Regions from separate parts of the Homo sapiens genome. Here all the other regions are linked to region 4. The links are chromatin contacts, found by Hi-C or POLR2A ChIA-PET in ENCODE. All regions are on one chromosome and are shown on one strand. Each heading gives the region's core, a stretch centred on a gene start or an enhancer-like site at or near the end of the contact. The rest is flanking DNA. Distances are from core to core; before and after follow the strand shown. Region 1 holds the start of PIK3R3 (phosphoinositide-3-kinase regulatory subunit 3). Region 2 holds the start of LRRC41 (leucine rich repeat containing 41). Region 3 holds the start of RAD54L (RAD54 like). Region 4 holds the start of PRDX1 (peroxiredoxin 1).

What was found. A loop is a pair of places that touch in the nucleus more often than their neighbours do. ChIA-PET counts read pairs that join two places held with the same protein, here RNA polymerase II (POLR2A). Pooled maps may share reads with other maps.
Region 1: a loop to region 4 is called in a pooled map, with 10 times the contacts of the local background. The contact joins the promoter of PIK3R3 here to the promoter of PRDX1 in region 4. A Hi-C loop is called at or near these places in 1 of 37 single-sample maps with no recorded cell type and 10 of 50 pooled maps. POLR2A ChIA-PET finds 5 or more read pairs at or near these places in 4 of 52 experiments (HEK293, HEK293T, WTC11 and 1 more).
Region 2: a pooled map shows a loop between it and region 4 (6-fold over the local background). The contact joins the promoter of LRRC41 here to the promoter of PRDX1 in region 4. A Hi-C loop is called at or near these places in 1 of 37 single-sample maps with no recorded cell type and 7 of 50 pooled maps. POLR2A ChIA-PET finds 5 or more read pairs at or near these places in 2 of 52 experiments (A673 and H1).
Region 3: a pooled map shows a loop between it and region 4 (5-fold over the local background). The contact joins the promoter of RAD54L here to the promoter of PRDX1 in region 4. A Hi-C loop is called at or near these places in 8 of 50 pooled maps. POLR2A ChIA-PET finds 5 or more read pairs at or near these places in 6 of 52 experiments (A673, AG04450, HCT116 and 3 more).

What each region holds. Positions count from the first base shown.
Region 1 is chr1:46,131,065-46,138,245 of GRCh38, forward strand. It overlaps PIK3R3 (phosphoinositide-3-kinase regulatory subunit 3), which reads right to left and starts at 1,565. Exons shown (of 10, transcript NM_003629.4): 1 at 783-1,565. The coding sequence starts at 888. The region is part of intron 1 of P3R3URF-PIK3R3 (P3R3URF-PIK3R3 readthrough); the gene reads right to left. LOC101929626 (a long non-coding RNA gene) reads left to right here and starts at 2,307. Exons shown (of 3, transcript NR_125987.1): 1 at 2,307-2,326; 2 at 3,467-3,590. RefSeq lists enhancers at 828-877, 2,118-2,347.
Region 2 is chr1:46,300,847-46,307,662 of GRCh38, forward strand. It overlaps LRRC41 (leucine rich repeat containing 41), which reads right to left and starts at 2,770. Exons shown (of 10, transcript NM_006369.5): 1 at 2,278-2,770. The coding sequence starts at 2,476. It overlaps UQCRH (ubiquinol-cytochrome c reductase hinge protein), which reads left to right and starts at 2,852. Exons shown (of 4, transcript NM_006004.4): 1 at 2,852-2,974. The coding sequence starts at 2,921. RefSeq lists enhancers at 110-692, 693-1,275, 2,306-2,705, 2,441-3,024, 3,025-3,606 and 1 more and silencers at 976-1,525, 1,556-1,625, 1,976-2,125, 2,156-2,205, 2,256-2,315.
Region 3 is chr1:46,241,697-46,249,571 of GRCh38, forward strand. RAD54L (RAD54 like) reads left to right here and starts at 6,067. Exons shown (of 18, transcript NM_003579.4): 1 at 6,067-6,712; 2 at 6,816-6,902. The coding sequence starts at 6,710. RefSeq lists a silencer at 5,628-5,887.
Region 4 is chr1:45,517,424-45,524,349 of GRCh38, forward strand. It overlaps PRDX1 (peroxiredoxin 1), which reads right to left and starts at 4,461. Exons shown (of 6, transcript NM_181697.3): 1 at 4,406-4,461; 2 at 1,515-1,631. The coding sequence starts at 1,620. RefSeq lists a silencer at 3,655-3,817 and an enhancer at 4,860-4,939.

The DNA of each region.
Region 1 (7,181 bases), core at 315-2,814, 610 kb after region 4:
ATATCACACGTTCACAGGAAACAGAAAGGTTCCCTCGTTTTTGTTTTTGCTTTTTCTTTATTCTAGGAATTGAAGTTACATTAAACCCTATCCCATAAATTAAGTTAAATCATCATTAAATTAAAGAGTAATAAAATATTGCACGTAGATTTCTCTGAGCGACTATCTTCTGAGAAGGAAAACCTCAGACTAAGACCATGGCTGAATACGAACGCCCAATCCCTAAAAAAAATCACTAACCGGCATTTGTTTCTGCAAGAGAAAAAGGGAGTCTTACAATGAATAATCACATAACTCAGTTTCAGAAGTTAACCGGGGTAAAACACAACGAACCAAATTAGACAAATGTATGAAAGGACAAGCTTTCAAGAATTCGCCCAAAGTGAAAGACTGGTTTTAACCCCGGGATATAAAACATCCTTTGCAGGTAGAAGAGTCTTTAATTGAAAAAGAAAAAAATAAAATAAAGTGGCGGGCACAAGAAAAACCTGAACGACACGCAAAGGCAAAGTAAAAAATAATGATAATTTTAAAAAGGGGTCTCTCCTCCCACCCCCACTTCCAGCCCCCACCCCCACCTTCGCAGGACAATAGGATCAGGGTCCTAACTGCAAACTTTAAACGTGTAAACCAGAAGCAGTTTTACCGCAGCTGTAACTGCAAATCTCCTCATCCCGAACCTAGCGCACCCAGGAATACTTCTGCCCTGAAAACATCAGCAAGCTCTTGGTAAATACAAATCAGACCCATCACGAGATTCTTTTTTTTTTTCTCCCAAGTACCTGGAGGATCCATTTCAATATAAAATATCAGTTCTGTCGAATAGGGCATCATCACCTCCCTCCAGTCTGCGTCATCGCGGTCCATACTCCACACCGTATTGTACATCGCGCTGTCAGGGGCAGGTCGCCAGGAGATATATAGAAGGCATATATTTTTTATCTGGTATTTAAAAATCTAAAAATATATATCTGCAAAAGTTCCACACGGAAATGTACTTCGGGTTTTCCAACGGCCAGTACCAGTCCGGCCAAACTACCCGAACAGGGTCCTCCCCCTCTCTCCTACAGAACACAACAAAATGCCCCCGAACTTTCAAGCTATGGGCTTTTCTCCTCAGAGGATTACACAGAGGCTTGGGGGACGGAGAGCAGAGGTGTTAAAAAGCGGCTTCCCAAAAATCCTTTCTACACAGTCGCTCTCCGGGGAGAAAAGCTCCCACCGCCTCCAAATCTTTCCGCGGAAGCCACTTTTGTGTCCTTCGAAGGAGGGAGAATGAAGAGGAAAAAAAAGAACACGTTGGGAGAAACCCGGGCAAGTGACAAAGGAAGGCAAAAAAGGGGGCTGGAGATTGCGTTCAAGTTTCGGGGTCCCACTGGTCTGCAGAGAGCGAATCCCCCAGAGGCCGGGACTCGGGCTCCTCTCCGGTCGGTCTCGGAACCGAAGCTGCCGCAGCCTCGGGAATGGGGCCGGCCGGAGAAGTCCAGTCAGCTCGGCTTGTCTGGGCGCTCCCGCCGGGGTGTAAGAACCAACCCGACCGCACCAACTGCCCTCAAGCTCTGCCCGGACTCCAGCCACTAGAGTTTCATTTTAACGGCGCGGAGGGGACACCCTCCCCGCCCCATGCTGCCCACCCGCTGAGGCGCCACCCAACCGCGCCGGGAGGGGGGACAGCAGGCATCACCACCGCCCCTTCCACGCCGTCCCGCCTCGATGTACCGGGATTCTGTCAAGTGCCTGAGAACATGTTCAAAAAGCTGCTCTCCATCTCGACTTTCACGTCTCCCCACCGCTCTCTAGGCTTCGGCTCCCCAATCAGCCATCCGCGCTCTCCCCCAGCCTCAATCAGAATGGTACGATCCGGGCGCTGGCCGCACTCCAGGAGTCAGTGCCGGGAGCACGCGAGCCAGGCGAGGAGGGAGTGGGGCGAGGGAAGAGAGGCAAGGTGGGTGGTGATTGGCTGAGGCCGGTTGCCGGAGCCTGGAGCCTGCGTCTTTTGTCTGCCTTGCTCCTGCGAAGGAGCGGGAGACGGCTGCGCGCCCCAAGCGGGCCAATCAGGAGACAGCCGGCGCCGGCCGGTAAGGCGGCGATTGGTCAGAGCCCAGTTACTAAGCGGGACAAAGGCAGAAGGGGAAAAGAAAAGAGGAGGAAAAAAAAGAAAGAAAGAAAGGAAGAAAACGCAAACGGCGGTTACTGACAGGCTGGGCGAGCGCTCGGGGGCTCAAACTGCCTGGAGACAGGCGGGGCTCCTGCTGAGGCTTGGTCCGCCCGGACGAGTAAGGAGAGGAGCCAGGGAGGACCTGCTGGCGTGAGACGCCTCTGCCCGGTGATTGGCCGCGGGGGAAGGGAGCGGACACAGAGGGGGCACGTTCTGTCACTTGGCGGGGTGCGCGCTCTTCTGGTCCTTAGGAGGTCTCTGGGGAGACTCCTTTCCTACAGACCTCTTCACCTTGCTGGGACAGCCCTCTCCGCACCCTTGACAAGTTGTCAAAGCAATGGTCCCCAAACCCACTTGCCACCTTACCACTCAGGGAGAGGATGTGCCCGTGGCCCCTGCAACCTTCCTGGCTGCTACCTGACCCCACTCCCTGCTTCTCCCCTTGAGCAATTGGACATTTCTGAGGGAGGCATTTCGCAGTTCCTCTGTGCTTCCCACCCAAAGACTTTTGAACCCAGAGGTAACTCCCCACGCCTAAAATAGTGAGAGGTCTCAGCAAGCCCTCCTGCTCGAGTGCTCAAACCAATTAAAAAAAAAAAAAGTCTTGGAATTACAGTGCATGTGTAATTTCTAAGATAAGTCACAGGTGTTGGAATCTCTCACCAAAAGGGCTCTATTCTGTTTCCCTGACAGACCCTCTTCCTCACATACTCATTCCCACCCCCAAAGCTTAAATCTGGGAGATTGGCTTCACTATGAAAATGCTGAATATTTCCATGCATTTCAGAAACAGCTAATTAACTTGCTGGGGAACACTGAATAGCTAAAAGCAGATTTGTGTCTCCTGAAGATTGTGCCTGGAATTGCCATCCTGTATACCCTACAATACAGTCTGAGGAGGCCAAAAACTGCTCCATTTCCTCTTTACACAGGAGTAACAAAGCCCATTGTGTTTGAGTTGACAGCCTGATTTAAGCCCTAGCAAAACCTCCTACCTTGAGCATGTCTGCTATATTGATTCGCCTATGGAAGAGTTGCCACGTTTCACCCTCTACCTCCTAAGGTGGTTCTGCCTTCCTTAAAGATGCCCTGAGTTGAGACAGTTCCTGAGGGCAGACAGTCAAAATGTATATGGACTGGGTATAGAGTAACTGGTTTAAAAGGGCCAGAAAGTATGGATGGACATGGTTGAGCTAAGAAAAGACACCAGGATTCTTATATGCTTTCTTATTATTTCTGAAATCCAAATATGATTTCAACTTTGGGGCAGGACTCATTAATTATAATTTCCTGAACCATTCCTTACAGGTAGAAGATACTGGAAGATCAACTCTAATTTGTGGCTGCCTTCCCAGCAGTCTCTACTTCAGCATATCTGGGAGCCAGAAGCACTCAAGTTTGATAACTCAAAAGACAGAACAATCAGTCAAGGGTGGGTTGGTTTATTTTTGTTCACGGGTGTTCATGTGCATTCCCAAACAAAATGAGGGTGAAGAGAGAGGAAGTGTGGAAAAGATAATGGCTTTCAGATTTCCACAGCACCTTTTGCCTGGACCACTTTTCAGCATTTAGTGGTGGGGTTTCAGTTTCTAATACACAGAGCAATCACCCAGGCTTTTCCCACAGCTAAGGCTTTGAGAGATGAAGTGACGTCCAAGCACAGTATATAATCAAGTGGTCAAGGCTGACACATGGAGTAAAGCTGTGATTCAGTCTTTCCACCTAAAATTGTATGACCCAACTCTCCAACTTAAATAGACCTTTGAATATATCTCCAGAGAATAAGTGATGCAAGAGGCAATGATGAATCAAGGGGAAGCAAACTTTCTTAGTCCTTGAGCTTAAACCAGTGCCCTGCCATGGGGGAAAGCACCTGTGAGATGATTCTGGTCTTTCTTTCAGTTGAGAAATAGAAGTGAGGTTGTGATTGCTTGTCACCAAACTGCCCCAGGCTCTTTGGCAAAGGTAAAAAATGTTAGCTCGGGTGTCCTGGACCACTTCCAAGTTGGAGAATTATATTTGACCTGGGTGTGGATTAAATTCAGCTCTAAGCACTCAAGCTCCTGGGTCACAACCTGCTACTTTGGGAGCTGCTTGTTTTCCTTTGCCCTCTCCCTTTCTTTTTTTAATTTAAAGTAGTCTTAGGTAAATCATGAAATCTGCTTTCATTTATATATCTATGAAATAGATTTATGCAAGCTGCTTAGTTTATAGTGAAACACTTAGAATGAAAAAATATGCCACTTAAGTATTTAGGATTAATAGTACTTTTCTGTAACTCCAAATGGCTAGGATGCCCTTCACTTTTCACCCTGGTATGGTTTTTTTCTGCAACTGTTCAAATATGCTTCATTTCTTCCTCTTTATTTCAGAGATGGATGAAATATTTCTTCTGTGCTCTGAATATAGGGTATGATCTCAGAGCTCTCTGTGCCAGCAGAATCAGTCTGGAACTCAGCCAGAAGTTCTTCGTGATTAAAGGTGCCATCTGAGCGCACAATATTTTTTTAAAAGCCTTGCAAAATGGGGCCGGGCACGGTGGCTCATGCCTGTAATCCCAGCACTTTGGGAGGCTGAGGTGGGCAGATCACGAGGTCGGGAGTTTGAGACCAGCCTGGCCCACGTGGTGAAACTCCGTCTATACTAAAAATAAAAAAATTAGCTGGGCATGTTGGCAAGCGCTTGTAATCCCAGCTACTCGGGAGGCTGAGGCAGGAGAATCATTTGAATGCAGGAGGCAGAGGTTGCAGTGAGCCGACATCACGCCATTGCACTCCAGCCTGGACAACAGGGCGAGACTCAGTCTCAAAAAAAAAAAAAAAAAAAGCCTTGCAAAATGGAAATATACTTTTTTTTTTTTTTTTTGATCACTAGCATTAGCACCAGAACTGACTTTAGACTTTGGGTAGGGATTCTACCAGCCTCAATACCTTCTTTTTCTTCTCTCACCATTTTCCCTTGACCACTTGTCTTGTGATAAGGCCCAGTCCATGCAATTAAATAAACTCATTTAACAAATATGACTCCCAGAAAGCCCTACAAATTATCAGTTGCAGATTTTTAGGGCCTCCCCAGACACTTGACTTGTAAGTAGAAGATATATCAAGTTTTGATGGAAAAGTTTGCCTTCACAATGTACAAAGAACCATGTTAGTGGATCTTCTGGAAAGACATCTCACCTGAAAATCAATAGTCATCTCTTGAGACAGCAGTGTCTAAAATCGTGATTTTCCATTTTTTCCAAATGGTATTCCTTGTATTTGGCATTTGCAATTTTTTACCTTTCCTCATCTTTCTTAGCACTTGAATACCCATGATAGAGTTAATCATTTAACCCAAGGCACTGAGAAATTATGACATTATATGAATGAGTAGACTTCATTAAAGTGGCATTCCCCTAGATGCTGCTGAATTCCAGGGCTTAGGGGACAATGTTTGAGGCCTCACTTATACACCTCAGCATGTGATGTAGATCTGCTCTGCCTCACTCTTCCCACTTTGGGTCCTCATTTAGGTTTAGGGGTAACAAAAGAAGCAAATCTCTCTAGCTTGACATCTTCCTCACTTTTGATGTCTGCCCTTGTAGTAACACAGGGGCCAACTGGATAATATGTATGCCATTGCTGCAAACTTCCCCTCCAACAAGGCAACAGATTTCAGCTCAGCTCTCACCAGGGGAGAGAGCACAAATTAGATCCAAATGGCAGGAACAATAGTCCAGGCTGTTTCAGGAGGACAGGGCACAAACAGGGCAGGCAGCTGGTGAAGCTCTGTTACCTCATTTAATCTCCATAACCCTGGGGTGGAAGGCTGTATTTTTATTCTCATTTTACAGATGAGGAAATTGAGACCCAGAGCAATGAGGGGATTTGTTCAAAGTCATGCAGTCACTAGTAGCAGAGTCAGGATTAGAGCCCCATGTCCTGACTACCAGTTCATTGCCTTTCCCGCTGCACCACACAGCCTTCCTCTCCCATTCACTCACTTAGCAAATGTTTGTTGGTGCTTCCAAACACTGAAGATACAAAAGTGAATAAGACTGAGTCCCTAACATTGAGTCCAGAATTCATAGAGGAGGGACCAACAAAGGAATAAATAATTAAAGACACAATAAGCGCTATAATCAAGAATTTGACAAAGTGTGTTGGGGGAGCCCCAAAAACAGTGCTGATCTCTAACCATGTGCAGGTGAGTAGAAGCTTCCTGGAAGAGGTGACATTTGGCTGCCCCAGACTTGCATGCACCTGCTTTAAATGTGTGGTCCTTTACTTCTCAGTTTTCGCAATTCACAATTAACTCTAAGCCTGAAAAAGTTTCGTCGAAAGCTGATTCCATTAGAAAGTGGCAAACTCCTACTTCTCTGCATCTGATCTTATACATTGTGCTCACACAGACCCCTGTGCTGGCCTCTGCACAGCCCTTGGCACACCATGTTCAAAGTGTTTGCTTCCAGTTCTCTCTCCTATCACTCTTTAGAGTTCCTCATGTTGGACAACAGTGGTTCCTCATGGTCCTTTAACCATCAATGCCCAGCCCAAGGCCTGGCACACAGTGGGTAGCCAGTGAATATTCTTCGAGCGAATAAGCAAAAGTGCAAGTAAACTCTCCAGGAAGGCTCTGGGGAGTCTAAGTTCAAATTATCCTAGTAATCCTTTCTGTAGGTATTCAGCTGACTTTGTTTATTTAAACGGAGGAAAAGAAAACCAAAAACTTGTACAGTTCTTTGGCTACAGGAACCAAGAGGGGCAGACAATGACCTTTCCCTCCCTCTGGCTGACCCTAGGGTCTTCACCACAGACGCTGAGTTCCGCTGCCCTTTTATTTTATCAGCTGTGAATTGTTTGCAAAATTCCAAGCAGTTTGTAGGAAATTCAGGAAAATTCAGCAGCTAGAAGAGAAACTGGTTTCATTTTCCAGCTCAGCTTTTTTCTGAAATATAACACCATATAGGGCTTTAAAGCATGCTCACTTCCTGTGGTCATTATTTCAATAGCTTTGAGCAACTTGTAGTTTATGCCTTCTT
Region 2 (6,816 bases), core at 1,520-4,019, 780 kb after region 4:
AAAATAGCAATGCTTAGCAGGCCTCTTCCTTGGCTATTCTCCTAAAAGGCCTCACTTGATTCAGCTTTTTCTGGTCTAGGCCCACAGGAGCTCTTCCTCCCCTGTCTCCTCTCAACTTGGCTGGGGGCTCAGCCAGTAATGGGATGGTGGTATGTACAGCAGTGGTAGGGGAGGGAGAAGGGGAAAGGGAGATTCAGTAAACTGTCAATTGTTTTAGGGGGAAGAGGCCACACGGGAAGAAGTTCCTCCAGAGCCTTACCCCTTTTCCCTCCAACCTGCTCCCCTCTAGTTAGCCATCTCTTCTTGCAGCCACAGGAATTCTCATCCCCAGTTACCCACAAACTCCTCTCTTCCTTTCTCCATTCTTCTTAAGCCGGGATTTTCCTTGCTTCTTTCTAGCCTGCACCTTTAATGCTGCTGCTTCCCAACCTGGGCCTCCGCACCCAGTCATCTTCCTTTTTAGCCAGTCTTAGCATCCCAGAAGCTCCAGGCGGAAAAGCCAGACCCTCTCTGCCTTCTTCCCCATGCCCTAGGACTTTTCTGAGCTCCCTGCTCAGCTCTACGGAGCCTTTCCTCCTGTTCCCCATGGGTCGGCCTGCCCCTTGTCTTCTCAGCCGCTGGCTGGCCTGGGGCCTCCACTGTCCCCTCCGCACACCGGCCGACTTCTAAAAGCCTCTTCCACCACCACTATGCAGGACACTCAGGCCTCATGGTACTGGGCTCCACTCCCACAGCCAAGGGCCTCCCCGACCACCCTCCAGCTTATCCCGGAGCTTCAGTCCCCCCAAACTCCAGGGCCTTTTCCCCACACCCCCTCCTCATGGCATAACTCAAACTCCGCGCCCTGCAACCTCGAGTCCTCAAAGTCCTCACTCCTGTCCTGACCAGGGCCTTCCTCCTGCAAAGACGCCACGGCCACCCGCAAGGCCTCCTGGTGGAACCTCCCCCGCGCCGCTTCCAGGCCCGGGGCCTGCTCTCCTGCCCCCCTCCCCAGCAGGCCTCGGCCGGGCCTGCCACCTCTTCGCCCAACTCCAACCCCGGCCTCCCGACCCCACCCTCACAGAGCCAGCAGCCTCTCAGGCCCGAGGCCTCCCCTGTCCCCAGCGCGGCTAGGCCTGCTTGGCAGAGCCTCACTTTCCCCTCTTTCACTTGCCCCACGTCGGACCCAAGTTTCCCTCGTCAGCGGCCAGGCCGCGGCCAGCGGTCCCCAACCCACAGCCCCGCCTCCCAGCCCAACTGGCCGGTTCGCCCTCCCCGGCCGTTCATCCCGGCGCCCCAGGCCGCCCTCCATCCAGGCCCGGCCCTTTGGTCCCGGCCGCCTTCAGGCCTGGGGCCCCCGTTCACTCCCATTCAGCCCAAGGCCTCTTGGCGGCGCCGCGCCCCCTGCCACGGCAGCCCGGCAGTCCGGGATCCCCGGGCCGTCGCCCCGCTTGGGGCCTCCTTGGCCCTTCCCGCCTGTCCGTCATTCGAGCCTCCCTCGCTTGTTTAAGCCGCTCCGGGCCCCCCTCCACTCGCTCTCCGGTCCCTCCTCGCCGCTCGAGCCGATCCGAGTGGCCTCCGGCGCTCCCTGTCCTGCGGGTCGCACGGTCGCTCGGTCGCTTAGTCAGTTTGGCACCCGAGACCCCGGTTGTCGGTTCGCTCCCGTCAGCCCTGGGCCGTCAGACAGGCCGCGGCGCCCCGACCCTTTCGTTCGGCCTCTCCCCCTGCCCCATTCCCTCGCTCTCCAATCTGCTGTCCTCCCCTCCGCCCATCGGCTTGGCCTCCGGAATCTCGACCCCCGTGGCGTGTCAGGCAGATGCTGGAGCCCCGGGGCCATCAGTCAGGTTCGGTGGCCCCGGGCCTGGCCTGGCCTTGCCTTAGGCCGGGCCTCCTAACCTCGGCCCCTGCCCTAGGGCAGCCGGGCCATCGCTGCCCACCGGTTCGACATCCGAGACTCTCCTGCCCGGCCCAGCCGAGTGTCAGTTCGCGCGGCCCACAGCCGCAATCCAGCCTCAGTCGCCCGGGCCCAGCCTGCTTCGCTCCAGACCGGGCCTCCTGGCCTCGCCCCCCGCGCCCCCGAGCCAGGCCGCGGTGCGGGTCAGCCTGCCCATTTAGGTCTCCGTCTTTACTCTGTCCAGCCCTGTCAGTCACAAAATTCATTCTCCGATCCTACGAGCTGGCTTTCAGCGCCCCAGGCTGGGCCTTGCCCCGGGCCTCCCGGCCTCGCCCCCCGCGCCCCCCGGCCGCTGGGCCGCCCCTTGCTCTTAGCCAGAGGTAGCCCCTCACCCCGCGACTTACCCCACACCCCGCTCTCCAGAACCCCCATATGGGCGCTCACCGCCCGCCCGCACAGCTCGAACAGGGCGGGGGGAGCGTTGGGGCCCGAGGCCGAGCTCTTCGCTGGCGCCGCCTCCCGGGACGTGGCCTCCATGGTCGTTGCCGCCGCTACCTCACAGAACCAGCAACTCCGGGCGCGCCAGGCCTCGGGCGCCGCCATCTTGGGGAGGTGCGCGAGCCCGAGAGTGTCGCCCGCGGACCGCCATCTTGAAAAGGTCAGCAGTTAGGACGGCTCCATAAGCGATATGGGGAAGAATGTGAATTATTCTAAAGAAATTTCGAAGAAATTAGCACACTTTCCAAGTCTCTTAGGAGCTACTATTTTAGATAAACTCCTAGATCAATTATACTTGGGTGTGGTATGACTAAGGGGATGTTTCTTAGCAAAGCCTCCTCGGGTGCAAACATCAGCTACCCCTAACCTCTGCCTGCGGCTGGTAGTACATGCCAATCTGAGCATGTGTTCGCGACCACGATGAGTGTGCCGCACTTCCGGCCAGATCGCCGGATTTCCGCTGAGTGACCCTTACAAGTCCTTCTTGATCCTGAACTGGGTTAGGTGCCGCTGTTGCTGCTCGTGTTGAATCTAGAACCGTAGCCAGACATGGGACTGGAGGACGAGCAAAAGATGCTTACCGAATCCGGAGATCCTGAGGAGGTAAGGCAAGGCGATCCACTCGGCCCTCTTCTCTGCCCTGAAGCCCAGGACCTAGCCCGCCAAAACACGCACGGGGCCCTCTTAGCCCCCAGTTTACCCTCTAGGGTTTGCATAGTCGGGAGCTCTAGTTCCCTCGACCTTTCCCCAGAATTCGTCCGGTGACTTTGGACAGATAGATGACTAGTTTTTCTCTGGGCCTCGGCTTCTGCATTCTGTGAATGTAGTGAAGGTTTGAGAGCGAAAATGTTTTGTGGACTAAAGTCTTGTAAAAATATGACCTATGTTTGCAGTCAGTCAGATGTTCTGAAGCCCGCGTTTCACAGATTTGGGGAGCAAACAGACCGCCTTGCCCCAGCTCAGGTTAGGAATCCCTACCACATCTTCTATGGAGGTTCGGAAGACCTGGCCTTGTGTTCCTTTTCTTTGAGGAAGGTGTGTGTCTTTGGGGACAATGAAAGAATGTACGATGTGATTCTGTGATGGAAGAGGGAGCTCTTTCCCAGAGAAAGAGTGCTGCTATAATTATTGACTGCTTGCTATTCCAAGTGCTTTATATGCACTAATTAATTTTTTTTTTTTTTTTGAGATGGAATCTCGCTCTGTCGCCCAGGCTGGAGTGCAGTGGCGTGGTCTCGGCTCGCTGCAACCTCCGCCTCCTGGGTTCAAGCGATTCTCCTGCCTCAGCCTCCCAGGTAGCTGGGACTACAGGTGTCCGCCACCACGCCTGGCTAATTTTTGTGTTTTTAGTAGCGACGGGGGTTTCACTCTGTTGGCCAGGCTGATCTCGAACTCCTGACCTAGTGATCCGCCCACCCCGGCCTCCCAAAGTCCTGGGATTACAGGCGTGAGCCACCGCGCCCGGCCCTAATTCATTTCATCTACACACTATTCCTATGAAGTAAGTGTTGGGTACTATTAGTGCCATTTTTACAGATGAGGAAACAAGCATAGAGGTTAAATATCTTTTCTAAGGTCATGCAGCTACCAAATTGGTGCAGCCAGGAATTGCGGCCAAGCAGCGCGGTTCTAGAACCAGGACTCTTATCAATTTTGCGACACAGCTACTAGTTGTTTCTAATCTCATTTCCTGTCCGTCTGTTCTCTGGTCACTTGGGGGCAGCCATTCTGGGCTGTGGGTTCAGAATAATTGGAGACTTATTTATCCCTTAATTTTTCTAGTCTTATTATTTCTAAAAAGAAATAGAACCTGAGGCCGGGCGCAGTGGCTCACGCCTGTAATCCCAACACTTTAGGAGGACGGCCGAGGCAGACAGGTAGCATGAGTCCAGGAGTTGGACCAGCCTGGGCAACGTGGCGAAACCCCGTCTCTACAAAAAATATAAAAATTAGCCGGGCATGGTGGTGAACGCCTGTGGTCTCAACTGCTCGGGAGTTTGAGCCCAGGAAGTCCAGGCTGCAGTGAGCCGTGATCGTGTCACTGCACTCCAGCCGAGGCAACCCGAGTGAGACCCTGTCTCAAAAAAAAAAAAAAAAAAAAAAACTAAAGAAAGAAATGGAGCCTGCCTCAGAAAGGTCAGCAAGATCCACCGCTGCAATAGATGAGAAAAAGCAAGTAATTAAGCAGTCAGTTTTAAACTAGGGTATTCTGGCCGGGCGCGGTGGCTCATGCCTGTAATCCCAGCACTTTGGGAGGCCGAGGCGGGTGGATCGGGAGGCCGAGGCGGGTGGATCGGGAGGCCGAGGCGGGTGGATCAGGAGGTCAGGAGATCCAAACCATCCTGGCTAACATGGTGAAACCCCTTCTCTACTGAAAATACAAAAAATTAGCCGGGCGTGGCGGCGGGCGCCTGTAGTCCCAGCTACTCGAGAGGCTGAGGCAGAATGGCGTCAACCCGAGAGGCGAAGCTTGCAGTGAGCCAAGGTCGCGCCACTGCACTCCAGCCTGGGCGACAGAGCGAGACTCCGTCTCAAAATAAATAAATAAATAAATAAAATAAAATAAACTATGGTATTCTATGAGGAACCCATAATTTTTTTTTTTTGAGACGGAATCTTGCTCTGTCTCCCAGGCTGGAGTGCAGTGGCGTGATCCGGCTCACTGCAACCTCCGCTCCCGGGTTCAAGCGATTCTCTTTTGCCTCAGCCTCCTGAGTAGCTGAAATTACAGGCGCACGCCACCTAATTTTTGTATTTTTAGTAGAGACAGGGTTTCACCGTGTTAGCCAGGATGGTCTGGATCTGACCTCCTGATCCGCCCTCCTCGGCCTCCCAAAGTGCTGGGATTACAGGCCTGAGCCACCGCGCCCGGCTGAGGAACGCAAAATTATTGAGGATTAAATCTTTTTATCTGGTGTGATCTTGGTTTTTCTCAGTGACTGGAAATTTTACATGTAGCAATCCATATTCAAACATATTTGGATTTATTTTTTCAAAACCTGCCATGTTATTTTTGACACAAAATTATCAGTGACACAGAATTACCAGTGTTGTAGCATTGCTAATAGGGAAATGATATAAGGGTCTTGTATCTACGGTCCTAATTTCTGTTTTCTAACTCGGGCAGAATGTAATTTTAGTTTTTTTGGGAAAACTTTTTCAGTTTTTTTTTTTTTTTTTTTGTGACGGAGTCTCGCTCTTGCCTGGCTGGAGTACAGTGGCGCGATCTCACTGCAACCTCTGCCTCCTGGGTTCAGGCAATGCTCCTGCCTCAGTCTCCCGAGTAGCTGGGACTACAGGCGTGTGCCATCACGCCCAGCTAATTTTTGTAATTTTAGTAGAGATGGGGTTTCACCATGTTGGCCAGGATGGTCTCAATCTCTTGACCTCGTGATCCTCCTGCCTTGGCCTCCCAAAGTGCTGGGATTACAGACATGAGCCACTGCACCCGGCTTTCAGTATGTTTTTTAAAAGAGCAGCATTAAGAAACCTTGTTAATGAAAAACTAGAATTTACATCCTAAATAGCATCTTCATATTTAGAAGAAACCTTTGCCAATTGTGAGAATAAATAGCCTGGATTCCAAATTGAACCTTTCCTACCCCTCACTCCCAGCTTGTATGAGCTTTGGTGGCTTCACTGAATGGCATGGTAGAGGATGAAACATGTATTAGGACTTTTTTTGGAGACGGGGTCTCACTCTTGTCACCCAGACTGGGGTGCAGTGGTACAGTCATAGCTCACTGCAGCCTCAAACCCCTGGGCTCAAGGGATCCTCCCACCTCGGCCTTCTGAGTAGCCATGACCACAGACGTGCGCCACCATGCCCGGCTAATTTATTTATTTTTGAGACGGAGTCTCTCTGTCGCCCAGGCTGGAGTGCAGGGGTAGGATCTTGGCTCCTGCAACCTCTGCCTCCTGGTTTCAGGTGATTCTCCTGCCTCAGCCTCCTGAGTAGCTGGGATTTCAGGCGCGTGCCACCATGCCCAGGTAATTTTTGTATTTTTAGTAGAGACGGGGTTTCACCATGGTGGCCGGGCTGATTGAGAACTCCTGACCTCAGGTGATCTGGCCACCTCAGCCTCCCAAAGTGCTGGGATTACAGGTGTGAACCACTATGCCCAGCCTGTTTTTAATTTTTTTAGAGATGGGGTCTTGTCATGTTGCCCAGGCTGGTCTCAAGCAGTCCTCTCACCTGGCCCTGTATTGGAGTTCTGAAAACATGATTCCTGAGCTAGTTCTTTTTATTTCCCTAGATACCTTTTCTTTCCTTGCCCCCAAATGTGGGTATCTGCATGCACAGGCAGGCAAACACCTTATTTCTGAGGTCAGATTTTACTATATCCCAAATTTAGGCCTAAACTGTTGCTCCCATGGGCAGTTTTTTACACTACTATCCTTGAAGAAGAAGGAAACTAAGTTTGAGGTTGTGCATTTGAATCAGA
Region 3 (7,875 bases), core at 4,817-7,316, 730 kb after region 4:
CGGCCAGCCGCCCCGTCCGGGAGGGAGGTGGGGGGGTCGGCCCCCCTGCCCGGCCAGCCGCCCCGTCCGGGAGGTGAGGGGCGCCTCTGCCCGGCCGCCCCTACTGGGAAGTGAGGAGCCCCTCTGCCCGGCCAGCCGCCCCGTCCGGGAGGGAGGTGGGGGGGTCAGCCCCCCGCCCGGCCAGCCGCCCCGTCCGGGAGGGAGGTTGGGGGGGGTCAGCCCCCCCGCCCAGCCAGCCGCCCTGTCCGGGAGGTGAGGGGCGCCTCTGCCCGGCCGCCCCTACTGGGAAGTGAGGAGCCCCTCTGCCCGGCCAGCCGCCCCGTCCGGGAGGGAGGTGGGGGGGTCGGCCCCCCGCCCGGCCAGCCGCCCCGTCCGGGAGGGAGGTGGGGGGGTCGGCCCCCCGCCCGGCCAGCCGCCCTGTCCGGGAGGGAGGTGGGGGGGGTCGGCCCCCCTGCCCGGCCAGCCGCCCCGTCCGGGAGTTGAGGGGCGCCTCTGCCCGGCCGCCCCTACTGGGAAGTGAGGAGCCCCTCTGCCCGGCCAGCCGCCCCGTCCGGGAGGGAGGTGGGGGGGTCAGCCCCCCGCCCGGCCAGCCGCCCCGTCCAGGAGGGAGGTGGGGGGGGTCAGCCCCCCTGCCCGGCCAGCCGCCCCGTCCGGGAGGTGAGGGGCGCCTCTGCCTGGCCGCCCCTACTGGGAAGTGAGGAGCCCCTCTGCCCGGCCACCACCCCGTCTGGGAGGTGTGCCCAACAGCTCATTGAGAACGGGCCAGGATGACAATGGCGGCTTTGTGGAATAGAAAGGCGGGAAAGGTGGGGAAAAGATTGAGAAATCGGATGGTTGCCGTGTCTGTGTAGAAAGAAGTAGACATGGGAGACTTTTCATTTTGTTCTGCACTAAGAAAAATTCCTCTGCCTTGGGATCCTGTTGATCTGTGACCTTACCCCCAACCCTGTGCTCTCTGAAACATGTGCTGTGTCCACTCAGGGTTAAATGGATTAAGGGCGGTGCAAGATGTGCTTTGTTAAACAGATGCTTGAAGGCAGCATGCTCGTTAAGAGTCATCACCAATCCCTAATCTCAAGTAATCAGGGACACAAACACTGCGGAAGGCCGCAGGGTCCTCTGCCTAGGAAAACCAGAGACCTTTGTTCACTTGTTTATCTGCTGACCTTCCCTCCACTATTGTCCCATGACCCTGCCAAATCCCCCTCTGTGAGAAACACCCAAGAATTATCAATAAAAAAAAAAAAAAAAAAAAAAAGAAAGTCAGACAATTAACAACCTAATTCCATCTGCAGTCTTAATTCTTCTTTGCTAGGTAACCTATCATCTTCCAGATTCTGGAGATTGAGGCATGACTTTTTTTTTTTTTGAGACAGGATCTCTCTCTGTTGCCCAGGCTGGAGTGCAGTGGTGTGATCTTGGCTCACTGCAGGCTCAACCTCCGGGGCTCAAGAGATCCTCCTACTGTACCTCCCAAGCAGCTGGGACTACAGGAACAGCCCACACCACCACACTTGGATAACTTTTGTTCATTTTTTGTAGAGATGAGGTCTCACTATGTTGCCCAGGGTGGTCTTGAATTCCTGGACTCATGCAATTCTCCTGCCTGGCCTCCTAAAGTGCTGGGATTACAGGTGTGAGCCACCCAGCCTATGAATGTCTTTTAGATGCTGTTATTCTGTCTACCACATTCACATATTTACCATTTTTGGTGATCCTCATTCCTTCCTATAGATTGTTGGGTGTCATTTATTTTTATTTTTATGTATTTATTTATTTTTTTAGATGGAGTCTCACTCTGTCACCCATGCTGGAGTGCAATGGGGTGGTCTCTGCTCACTGCAATCTCCACCTCCTGGGTTCAAGTGATTCTACCACCTCAGCCTCCCAAGTAGCTGGGACTACAGGTGCGCGCCACCATGCCCGGCTAATTTTTGTATTTTTAGTAGAGACGGGGTTTCACTATGTTGGCCAGGCTGGTCTTGAACTCCTGACCTTGTGATCCACCCGCCTTGGCCTCTCAAAGTGCTGGGATTACGGGTGTGATCCACCACGCCCGGCCTATTTTTATTTTTTGGCACAGGGTCTCACTCTGTCACCTAGGCTGGAGTACAGTGGTACAATCACAGCTCACTGCAGCTTCAACCTCCTGGGCTCATTGATCCTCCTTACCTCAGCCTCCTGAATAGCTGGGACTACAGGCACACACCACCACGCCCAGCTAATTTTTTTTTTTTTTTAAGACAGGATCTTGCTCTGTCACCCAGGTTGGAGTACAAGAGCATGATCTCAGCTCACTGCAACCTCCACTTCCTGGGGTCAAGCAATCCTCCCACCTCAGCCTCCCTAGTAGGTGGGACTACAGGCACACCCACCATGCCTGGCTATTTTTTGTATTTTTTGTAGAGACGGGGTTTCACCATGTTACCCAGGCTGCTCCTGGGTTCAAGCGATCTGCCCACCTCTGCCTCCCAAAGTGCTGGAATCATAGGGATGAGCCACCAAGCCTAGTCTGTTATTTTCTTTAGTGTGAAGAATTTTCCTTAGTATTTCAAGTTTGGTGGGGATGAATCTACTGTTTTTGTTGATTTTAAATTGTATTTTGTTGTCATTTTTTTTTTTTTTAATTAAAGGCTGGGCACAGTGGCTGACCCCTATAATCCCAGCACTTTGGGAGGCTAAGGTGGGAGGATTGCTTAAGCCCAGGAGTTTGAGACCACCCTGGGTAACATACTGAGACCTTGTCTCTACAAACAATCAAAAAATTAACTGGGCATGGTGGTGCATGCTCGTGGTCCCAGCTACTTGGGAAGCTGAGGTGGGAGGCTTGCTTGAGCCCAGGAGGTCAAGGCTACAGTGAGCTGTGATGGCACCACTGCACTCCAGCCTGGATGACAGAGCAAGATCCTGTTTGAAAAAAAAAAAAAAAAAAAGACCTACTGTAATGCCACATCATCTCAATGTAACCCATCATCTCAATATATAGAATGTTTTCATCCCAGGTTGGGCATGGTGGCTAATTCCTATAATCCCAGCACTTCGGGAGGCTGAGGCAGAAAGATTAGCTCAGGAGTTTGAAACCATCCTGGGCAACATAGTGAGACCCCCAACTCTACAAATAATTCACAAAATTAGTCGGGAATGGTGGCACATGCCTATGGTTCCAGCTACTTGAGAGGCTGAGGTGGGAGACTGAGCCTGGGAGGTCAAGGCTGCAGTGAGCTGTGATAGTGCCACTGAACTCCAGGCTGGACAACACAGTGAGACTCTGTCTCAAAAATTTTTTCTTATGCCCTTTGCAGAATTTTTCTCTGAAGAACAGCTTTTGTTCTGGCAGGCAGCTAATTTGGCTAGATTTTTAATTCCAAATCAATCATCTCCAGCAGAGGGCAGAAGCCAAAATCTTCACCCAGTTCTACCTTCTAGCTGCTGCTTTTTTTTTTTTTTCTTTTTTTGCTGGGTTTCTTGTTACCCCTACACATGTATACGTAAGCAGTCAACCAAGGAATTGGGAGGACTTGTCTTACCCAAATGTTGGGGCTCACCCCCTCTGCAATACTCTCCTTTTTAGGATTTCTCCTGTAACTTTTTGGTTGCTCTGCCTGCCTCAAACTCTGTTCCCTGACCTGCCTCAAACTCTGTTTCCTGACACCTCAAGGTAGTAAAGCTGTGTCTTCCCACCAGAGTTCCCACACAGGTAGTAACTCTGTGTCACCCAAGAGTTCCTTGCAGATTGGGGAATGCCCTAAGTAAGAGGCCACAGCTTTTCTAATCTCACCAGTTGCAGTTGTTCTTTAAGGGTAGGTAGACTTCCTTCTGGAGCCTGCTTAAATTTGGCCACTGTCCAGTGCCCTGGAATAATTGGTTTTTCAAAATATTTTTTTCCCTAGAGTTTGTAATTGTTATTTGTGGGAGGGTTAATCTGACTACATTTATTTGCTATTACTGGAAACTAGAACCAGAAATATTTATTTATTATTTTTGAAATGGAGTCTCGCTCTGTCGTTCCGGCTGGAGTGCAGTGGTGCGATCTCGGCTCACTGCAACCTCCCCTCCTGAGTTCAAGCGACTCTCCTGCCTCAGCCTCATGAGTAGCTGGGATTACAGGCGCCTGCCACCACGCCCGTCTAATTTTTGTGCTTTTAGTAGAGACGGGGTTTCACCATGTTGGCCAGGCTGTTCTCGAACTCCTGACCTAAAGTGATCCGCTGGCCACAGCCTCCCAACCGATTAATACTTAATTAAAACGATATTTCTCTCCAGAATTCTTTTTTTTTTTTTTTGGGACGGAGTCTCGCTCTATCGCCCAGGCTGGAGTGCAGTGGCACGATCTTAGCTCACTGCAAGCTCCGCCTCCCGGGTTCACGCCATTCTCCTGCCTCAGCCTCCCGAGTAGCTGGGACTACAGGCGCCCGCCAACGCTCCCGGCTAATTTTTTGTATTTTTAGTAGAGACGGGGTTTCACGTGTTAGCCAGGATGGTCTCGATCTCCTGACCTTGTGATCCGCCCGTCTCGGCCTCCCAAAGTGCTGGGATTACAGGCGTAAGCCACCGCGCCCGGCCCAGAATTCTTTGTTTTGAGATAGGGTCTTGCTCTGTCGTCCAGGTTGGAGTGCAGTGGCGCGATCTTGGCTCACTGCAGCTTGACCTTCCAGGCTCAAGCGATGCTTCCAAGCTCAGCGTCTGCAATAGCTAGGACTACAGCTGTGCACCACCATGCCTGGCTAATTTTTTTGTAGATATGGGGTTTCTCCGTGTTGCCCAGGCTGATCTGGAAGTCCTGGGCTCAAGCAATCCTCCTGCCTCGGCCTCCCAAAGTGCTGGAATTACAGGTGTGAGCCACCATGCCTGACCTCAGAATTCTTGATAACCCTGTGAGGATGGCTTAAGCTATACTCAGGTGTGTGACCTTGTACAAGTTACTAGCCTATCTAGGCCTGTTTCCTCACTTACAAAATGGGGACAAAAATAAACCTACCTCATAGTCATGAGCATTACATGAACTGTTATATCTTAGAAGCTCAGAAATGCCTGGTGGTAAATGCTATAAATACACCCTTATCATTATTAGTGAGTACCTAGGTTGTGCATGCCACTGTTGGGTGCTTTACGCACATTAATTTACTTGTCAGAATAGCCATGGGGGGGAGGTACTATTATAATGCCACTTTAGATATGAAGAAACTGACGTTTTGAGAGATTGGATGATTAAATCTCTGACTCCAAACACAACGCTTCCTCCAACGCGGTTTGGCCTTGGAGAGGAAGGCAGCTTCTTTCAAGACACCCCTGAGCGAGAAAGTCGCGTCATCCGGGGGCTCCCATTGCCCGAGCCCGCCACGTGGCAGTCTGGGCCGAATGCCTCTCCCCACTTTCTGGGTGGGCGAGGCCTGACTCCAACCCCGGCCCTCCGCTCTAGACCTGGTACCACTGTAGATTCAATCCAAACTCCCAGAAATGTGCCGCCTTTCATAATCCCCAGCTGTCCACTACAGGTGGTAACTCCCCTGCTGCTCAATGTGGCGTAAATCTTCCCTTCCATAGCTGCGGGACCACAGCTCACCGACCTGGGACAAACACCCGAGACGGGCCGAATTCCAGCTCGCAGGTAGTAATTCCGCCCCTCCCCTCCCCGCTCCGTCGCGTCCAGTCCAGCTCTTCTAGCCCTGCCCCGCTCCTCTAGCCCAACCGCTCCCCACTGTTGGCCCCGCCCCTCCCCGCCCCGTCCAGCTCTTCTCGCCCCGCCCCGCTCTTCTCGCCCAACTGCTCCTCGCTGTTGGCCCCGCCCCTCCCCCGCCACCCCCGCCCCCGCCCCGCCCCTCTCTTCTCGCCCAACCGCCCACCTCTGTTGGCCCCGCCCTCCCATCTAAGTCACGCCTCCTAGTAGGTCAATTTAGCTTCTCCAGCTCCAGAGCCCAGACTCCTCATTGGGCGCAGCACTATTCCCGCCTCTTCCTTGGGTCGCGAGCGCCGAACTCATCGAACGCAGCCAATGGGTGATACGACGGCAGCGCGGCGGGAGGTTCGATTGACCCGGTCTTGGCGGGTCGGTGAGTCTTGGCGGCTGTTAACGCGCGCTTTGGGAACAGGAAGGTTGAGAGAGAGGTGCTGGGGTCTGCGTCTATCTCTGTCGCTCTTTTCAGCCCCTCCTGGTATTCCCCTCCTAACCTGGGTTTTTTACACGCCCGCGTGGCTTCCTGCTCGACCTCCCTGAGTCTGATCCTGGTTTCCACCTCCAGCCCTGGGAAATTTCCTTTCTCCAGACTCGCCCTCCCCACCCGGGCCTCGGACTTTCACCCCAGCTTCTCTCTCCTGGCCAGTGATTACCCACCCCCAATCCCACCCCGCCCCGCCGCGCAACTACCTCCTCCCTTCACCCGGACTGGGACCATCATCCCCACTCCACTCCGCCCAGTCTGGGACTCCACCTGCCTCCTCCCCAATCCCACACTAATCTCTGCTTGGTCTCTTCCTCTTTGGCCTAATCTCTCGTCTCGGCTTATTGGGGACGGCCACTCTCACAGTTTGGTTCCAAACACCAGTTCCTGGATGGATTCCCGCCATCCATGCCCCCTCTTTAATTAGCCGGTCCTCTCAATAATGTAGCAGCCCCCTCTACAGATTAGACCCTGGTCCTACACTCTTAGCCGCTGCCTGCTTTTGACCTTTGGCTCATGGGTACTTGACGTTTTAAACTCCTAGGCCCAGGATGGTAAGTGTGGGCCTAGGGGAGACTGGGAATAGCCCTGGGTCAGGGTCTAGTAGGCCTAGGCTGCAGGATCCTTGCAGGCACTGTTTCTGTTCTCCCTTTACAGAGGAGGAGCTTGGCTCCCAGCCAGCTGGCCAAGAGAAAACCTGAAGGCAGGTCCTGTGATGATGAAGACTGGCAACCTGGCCTAGTGGTGAGCACTCAAGGGGACAGGGAAGGTGGGTAGAGCTGTTTGGACAGAAAAGAAGCCAGGATTTGGTTTCTAGGGTTACATAGCCAATTCCAGATGCCTCTTTTGTATGTTCAATAAACTTTTAGTGAGTACTTACTATGTGCCAGGCATTGAACAAGATTAGTAAAATCTTTATCCTCAGGGTAGTCACTAGAAGCTAATATAGCCTCAGTTTTCCTGGTGGGAAAAGATAAGCAAAAGAGCCAGTTGGATTGGACCTTTTGACTCTGCTTGGAAAAAAGGGCTACACAACAGCAATTAGCAGCTGGCTCTTTTGCTCTTTGTCCCCTGCCCAGTGTCACAGAACAGTAGAGTGTTCTGGGCCTACCTTGGAGTCCTGGGCTCACTTGGGCCTAGATCTGACAGGTTGTGTCCTTCCAGTCCTTGCTCATACTCAAGTACAGTATATTCTACTTTAGGTTGGGCCCTGGGCTCTGCTTCCTGTTTTGGAGGCTTGTTGGGGCTGGCTGTGGGCAGGACCTATGTAAACCAAAATAAATAGGACAGTGCAGCATGGACTTCAGAGAATAAGAGCAGTTCAAGAAGTGGGGGCTTGGCCACTGGAACTTTGAAGGAAGGGATCAGCTACGCAAGGACTAGAAGGCACTTTTTGGCAGGAGCAGTGTGTGAATAAGGTGTGGGGTAGGGGTGCTGGTGTTTGTTTCAGGTGTGTCTTACAGGATCACTGAGGCTTCAAATATCCTGGCAAGCTGGTACAAGTGTGTTCTTGCCTAATGGCTTGATGGGGCTTGCTCAATAGTTGTACCGTGGTGTGCAAGGGGCTTCTCTACCTGTGAAGGAGGCACATTGGCTGACCCTTGCCATGTACATGGGTCTCAGACTTGAACTTGGGGCAGCATTCTCTGCATCTGGGTCTGCTGTCAGTTGCTGGTTGCTTCTGAAGATGCTTTTAGTGCCAGTGTCCTCACAGCCA
Region 4 (6,926 bases), core at 3,211-5,710:
TCTGGAACTACAAGGTAAAGAAAGGAGGAGCCTCAACAGAACTTGCCAAGTGTCTGCATGAAACTATGACAACAGAGGCCGGGCGCAGTGGCTCACGCCTGTAATCCCAGAACTTTGGGAGGCCAAGGCAGGCGGATCACAAGGTCAGGAGATCGAGACCATCCTGGCAAACATGGTGAAACCCCGTCTCTACTAAAAATACAAAAAAATTAGCCAAGCATGGTTGCGGGCGCCTGTAGTCCCAGCTACTCAAGAGGCTGAGGCCTGAGAATGGCATGAACCCAGAAGGCGGAGCTTGCAGTGAGCTGAGATCGCACCACTGCACTCTAGCCTGGGCGACAAAGCGAGACTCCGTCTCAAAAAAAAAAAAAAAAAAAAAAACTATGACAACAGAAAGGAGAGTTGTTCCATCTGTAATATCAACTCTCCTCCGGGGTCAAAACAGGCAAGGGAAAGTGCCTAGCCCTCAGCCTAATATTAACAGCTGTGATATATACGTGACCCAAACAAACTGAACGAGCAGTGTCACAGCTCCAGAGATTTGAGTGAGCTCTGAGACTTTAAATGTAGAATGTCTCTTATAACAAGAGATAATGAGTATTTCTCCAATAATAAAATAGAGGAGGGCCAGAGGCAGTGGCTCACACCTGTTATCCCAGCACTTTGAAAGGCTAGGGCAGGCAGAGGGCTTGAGCCCAGGAGTTGGAGACCAGCCTGGGCAACATGGCGCCCAGCTCTACAAAAAGTACAAAAATTAAGCCAGGCGTGGTGGCTCATGCCTGTAATCCCAGCATTTTGGGACGCCGAGGTGGGCGGATCATCTGAGGTCAGGAGTTCGAGACCAGCCTGACCACCATGGAGAAACCCCGTCTCTACTAAAAATACAAAAAAAAATTAGCCAGGCATGATGGCGCATGCCTGTAATCCCAGCTACTCGGGAGGCTGAGGCAGGAGAATTGCTTGAACCTGGGCAGTGGAGGTTGTGGTGAGCCGAGATCACGCCATTGCACTCTAGCCTGGGCAACAAGAGCAAAACTCCATCTCAAAAAAAAAAAAAAAAAAAAAAAGTACAAAAATTAGCCAGGCATGGCAGCATGCCCCTACAGTCCCAGCTACTTGGGAGGCTGAGGTAGGAGGACCACCTGAGCCCAGAGAGGTAGAGGCTGCAGTGAGCCATGACTGCGCCACTGCACTCCAGCCTGGGTGACAGAATGAGACCCTGTCTCAAAAATAAAAATAAAGAAAGAAAATAGACGAGGAATACTGAAAAGATAATTGAGCTAGTATGTCCAGACATAATGAAGCATGTGGTTTCTCCAGAAGTGGTTTGGTCCTAGGATATATACCCTGTAATCACTTGATAATCACCACTTCAACATGAAGGTAACAACCTAAATACTTCTTCCTAGGAGACAAAACATTTTACAGTCAAACAACATTGACACAAATCTAACAAGCCACCCCTAGAATATAAAATAACTCCATCTCAATGAGCCCAGTGTTAATTCTCTCACCTTTGTAGTCAGACAGGCTGATATCTTTAAACTGACCATCTGGCATAACAGCTGTGGCTTTGAAGTTGGGGGCAGGGTGCCCAATTTTAGCATTTCCTGAAGACATCTTCCTATCAGCTAGAAATAACAGAAATGAATTAGAAACAAGCCTTAATTTTCTACATAACCAGCAGCCTTCACCTACTTAAAGAGACTTAGCTGTAAACAATCAAGGCATTGTCCAGTGTCCCTGAATACATTAAATGTTGTTTTAGTAAGAAGCTCCAGCCAGCAGTCAAGGGTCACAGTCTGAGCTTTCCAACTTTTGGAACGAAACAAGTCTCTGAATCTCAGCCTTTGTTTTCATTTAAAAACAGCAAGGCAATTTCTTTATATACTGAGATAACCTCTCATTCTTTCTGAACCATAATTAGTGCAGTGGCATCTTATTCATTATACAGAAGCAGAGAGAGAGGCAGATGAAGACTCTCAAACCAGAATCCAAATGCACAATGCCACAAACACTTTTGTTTGGCTCCCCAAAAGTCACGTTGACCTTTCCCATCACTGTGCCTCCACCTGCCTTCATAACATCAGAAGCATATTTGACTTTTCTCCAGGTAGCTTTGTCCAAGACAGCACACAACCTATAACTAATTCAACTTGTTTTATTTGTTTTTGTTTTGTTTTGTTTTTTTGACGGAGTTTCGCTCTTGGGGCCCAGGCTGGAATGCAATGGCATTATCTCGGCTCACTGCAACCTCCACCTCTCAGGTTCAAGGGATTCTCCTGCCTCAGCCTCCATAGTAGCTGGGATTACAGGCGCAGGCCACCACACCCGGCTAATTTTTTTGTACTTCTATTAGAGACGGGATTTCTCCATGTTGGTCAGGCTAGTCTCAAACTCCTCACCTCAGATGATTGCCCAACTCAGTCTCCCAAAATGCTGGGATTACAGGCGTGAGCCACCGCGCCCTTCCAGTCAGTCCAACTTTTAAGAGGCAAGACCACTGGGCGCAGTGTCTCACACCTGTAATCCCAGCACTTTGAGAGGCTCAGGCGGGCGGATCACCGGGTCAGGAGTTCGAGACCAGTCTGGCCAACATGGTGAAACCCCGTCTCTACTAGAAACACAAAAATTAGTCGGGCGTGGTGGTGCATGCCTGTAATCGCAACTACTCAGGAGGCTGAAGCAGGAGAATCACTTGAACCCGGGAGGCAGAGGTTGCAGTAAGCTGAGATCGCGCCACTGCACTCCAGCCTGGGCAACAGAGTGAGACTCTGTCTCCAAAAAAAAAAAAAAAAAAAAGAGGCAAGACCAAGATATTGATTGGCATCTGCTTAATTTCAAATCTTTAGGTATTGTGTAAGCCCTAGAATTCCCTTCACCATTTGTGAAGGTGGGTTCCTGACTTTGGGGCTAATATCCCAGGGCGAAAACAAGTATAAGAATCAATTTACTGCTGAAAAGGAAGGTTGCACTGGATTCACCCAGATCAACACCAAGATTAGTATTGAGATCTTGGCCAAGCGCTGTGGCTCAAGCCTGTAATCCCAGCACTTTGGGAGGCCGAGGCAGGCAGATCACCTGAGGTCAGAAGTTCGAGACCAGCCTGGCCATCATAGTGAAACCCCGTCTCTAACAAAAATACAAAAAATTAGCCGGGGGTGGTGGCACGCGCCTGCAGTCCCAGCTACTCGGGAGGCTGAGGCAGGAGAATGGCGTGAACCCGGGAGGCGGAGGCTGCAGTGAGCCGAGATCCAGCCACTGCACTCCAGCCTGGGCGACAGAGCGAGACTCCGTCTCAAAAAAAAAAAAAAAAAAAAAATACAAAAATTAGCCGGGGCTTGGTGGCACAAGCCTGTAATCCCAGCTACTCCTAAGGCTGAGGCAGAAGAATTGCTTGAATTCGGGAGACAGGGGTTGCAGTAAGCCGAGACCGCGCCACTGCACTCCAGCCTGGCCGACAGAGCGAGACTCTAGCTCAAAAAACAGAGATTTAACCCACTAAGCCGCGGTCTGAAAGCTTTTCCAAGTCCCAAAGTTCTTAGTTCACAATACCACAAGCAAAAGAAATTTTGTAAGCATGGATCTTAGCAAACTTTTAACTGTTTTTTAAAAAGTCCTTAACACCTTTAACGACAAAAAACAAAAACCAAAAACTAAGGCATGCTGCAACTTGGTGCCCCCAAATGGCCTTCTCGTCCAATCCTTCTTTCCCAAGTGGCCCCCAAGTACAAAACCCAACCAATTCGGGGTAAAGGCTGCTGGGATTCAGGCCGCCACCGGGCCCCTTCAGGGGATCTGCCCAGCGTAGAGGGCCACATCCCTAAACCCCACTTCAGGTGCCCCCTGTCCCTCCCCAGCACTGGAGAAAGCACCAGCAGAGAGAGTGCTTCAGCGGGGACATTTGGGCTCATCGCTAACTCCATTCCACGTACAGGAAAATAAAGACGGGGAAAGGGTACCCGAAGCTCCGCAGCTAGTCAAGGCTCAGGACCCGGAACAGCCAAATACATAGAGGCTGTCTTCTACAGCCACGAGTCTGGATACAGGTCCATTCCAGAAGCTTCCCGAACCCACCCCGTCCGGCAGGAGGCTAGTCTCGGAGACCCCCACCACCAGCCCGCCCAGACGCCGCGCCACGTGCTCGAGTTGCCGGGGGAAGACTCGACTCGAGTCCACGCTTGCCTTGGGGTTCAACCAGGTTCCCGCACCTACGTGGGGGGCCCACGAGAGGGGTGTGCGCAGCGCTCAAGCAGTCTCGGACTCCGGGCCTCCCCCGGCTGCCTCACGCATCACAGCACCCCCACCCGAGCGCGGGCGGGCCCCGGACAGGAGGAGGAAGAGGCAACAGGCAAGAAGGGCGCGCCGCGCCTCACTCCGCAGGGGCCGCACTGCCCACACTCACCAGTCCCAACACAAGTCGCAGAAACTAACCACCGACACCAGGCAAGAACAAGACGCGCAAGAGCTCTCCGGGGCGCTGCCTTTATAGCCAGTAGGGATCTCGCGAGAGTCGGAACGGACGGGGGTGCCGGAGGAGGAGAGAGAGGAGGGGGATGTGGCCCGAGCCCCGCCCGGCGCGCCCCGCCGGAATGACTCGGCGCTTTCCCTCGTTGGGGCGGGTGCGGAAAAATACTAATACCCCACCCTGTTGCGGATGGCTGAGGTTGGAGTGAGGCGCCCTTGTGGCCGCTCCCGAACCCGAACGCTTAGGTTAATCCTAGATCTCTGCGGAAAACCAGGATTCTCTTTACTTCCAGGACCACTACGCACTGTGCCCTCAATGCCCAAACTGGAGTAAGCGTCTTAGCTGCTGCCCACGGAGGACCACGTCTAACCACACCAAGCCATGAGAACTGTCTATCCAAATATTTCTTAAGTTCGCAGCCTTAACCCCAGCGCAGATCCTCAGTAACCCTCATGGCTTAGATAGCTTCCTTCATTGTTCTCTTTAATTACAGGGTTGCTGCTTTCTGTTGTAAAGGAAAATAAAATATCAGGACTCCTAAACTTACGCCAGAGGGAAAGTTCATCTTGGGAGGCTGATTCAGTTACACGACCATCCTCTCCCCGGATGAATAATTTGACTTTACAATCTTGAGTCAAAACATTACACATTAGCCAGACCCACACGGTAAGGCAAAAGGCCTCAGACATTTCCTGATGACTACCCCCCACAAACACACATACACAAAATCATAATTAATTATTTGCTCCCCTGGAAACCTTTAAAGTATGTAGCCTCCCATAAAACAAGGACGTGTCAATTGCAACTAGATCTACAATATAAAGTCTAGTTCCTAAAACTAAAGTTTGTTCTATTCCACATTTTTTTGAGACGGAGTCTCACTCACCCTGTCGCCCAGGCTGTAGTGCAGTGGCACGGTGTTGGCTTACTGCAACCTCCACCTCCCGGGCTCAAGCGATTCTCCCGCCTCACCTCCGGAGTGTCTGGGACTACAAGCACGCACCACCACGCCCAGCTAATTTTTTGTATTTTTAGTAGAGACGAGGTTTCATCATGTTGGCTAGGCTGGTCTCCAACGCCTGACCTCAGGTGATCCGCCCGCCTTGGCCTCCCAAAGTGCTAGGAATGTAAGCGCGAGCCACCGCACCTGGCCTCTATTCCACAAATTCCATAAATGTTCACTACTAGATTACCTTTCTACTAGACTACTTTCTACCTTTCTAGTAGTACCTTACTACTAGATTACCCTGAGTCCACCACATAATTGTTTTCTTCCTCCATTCCCTTTTTCTTCAAACATTCACCTTATCTTATGTAAAAATGTAGATTTAGGCCACCTAGGAGGGCGGATCATAAGGTCAGGAGATCGAGACCATCCTGGCCAACATGGTGAAACCCTGTCTCTGCTAAAATACAAAAACTTAGCCGAGTGTGGTGGCGCGCCTGTAGTCCTAGCTACTTGGGAGGCTGAGGCAGGGGAATCGCTTGAACCCGGAGGCAGAGGTTGCAGTGAGCCGAGAGCACCACTGCACTCCAGCCTGGCAACAGAGCAAGACTCCGTCTCAAAAAACAAAACGTAGATTTCCTGAGCATTAGCTAAAGTCTTTGCCTCAATCTTTCCCACCCCCACTTTTCAAGGAAAATGTATAAATACTAAAAACCTCCTGAGAACCTCTTGGGAAGAAACAGCCACAAAAGTGTCTGTGACATGGTTTAGTCAGTTTAGTCACTCATTTCAATTAACACTATCTCTTATCCATCCCTTCCACTGCAGCTGAAGGAAATCTTTCTGAAGTCTGATCATGTCACTGTTATTCGTGGTTTAAAAGCTGGGGAAGAAACAGCCACAAAAGTGTCTGTGACATGGTTTAGTCAGTTTAGTCACTCATTTCAATTAACACTATCTCTTATCCATCCCTTCCACTGCAGCTGAAGGAAATCTTTCTGAAGTCTGATCATGTCACTGTTATTCGTGGTTTAAAAGCTGGGGCTAAAGAAAGAAAGAAAGTAAAATTTAAAAAGAAAAGAAAAATAAAAAATAAAATAAAAGCTGAGGCTCTGTAGTCAATTTACTGAGTTAAAACTCCTCACTGTCAGGGCCGGGCGCGGTGGTTCATGTCTGTAATCCCAGCACTTTGGGAGGCTGAGGAGGGCAGATCACCTGAGGTCAGGAGTTCGAGACCAGCCTAACGTGGAGAAACCCCATCTCTACTAAAAATACAAAATTAGCCACGTGTGGTGGCGCATGTCTGTAATCCCAGCTACTCTGGAGGCTGAGGCAGGTGAATCGCTTGAATCAGGGAGGCAGAGGTTGCAGTGAGCTGAGATAGCGCCATTGCACTCCAGCCTGGGCAACAAGAGCGAAACTCTGTCTCAAAAAAAAACACACACACACAAACACAAAAACTCCTCACTGTAATTTTAGGTGTGAACTTGGGCAAGTCTTAAACTCATTAAA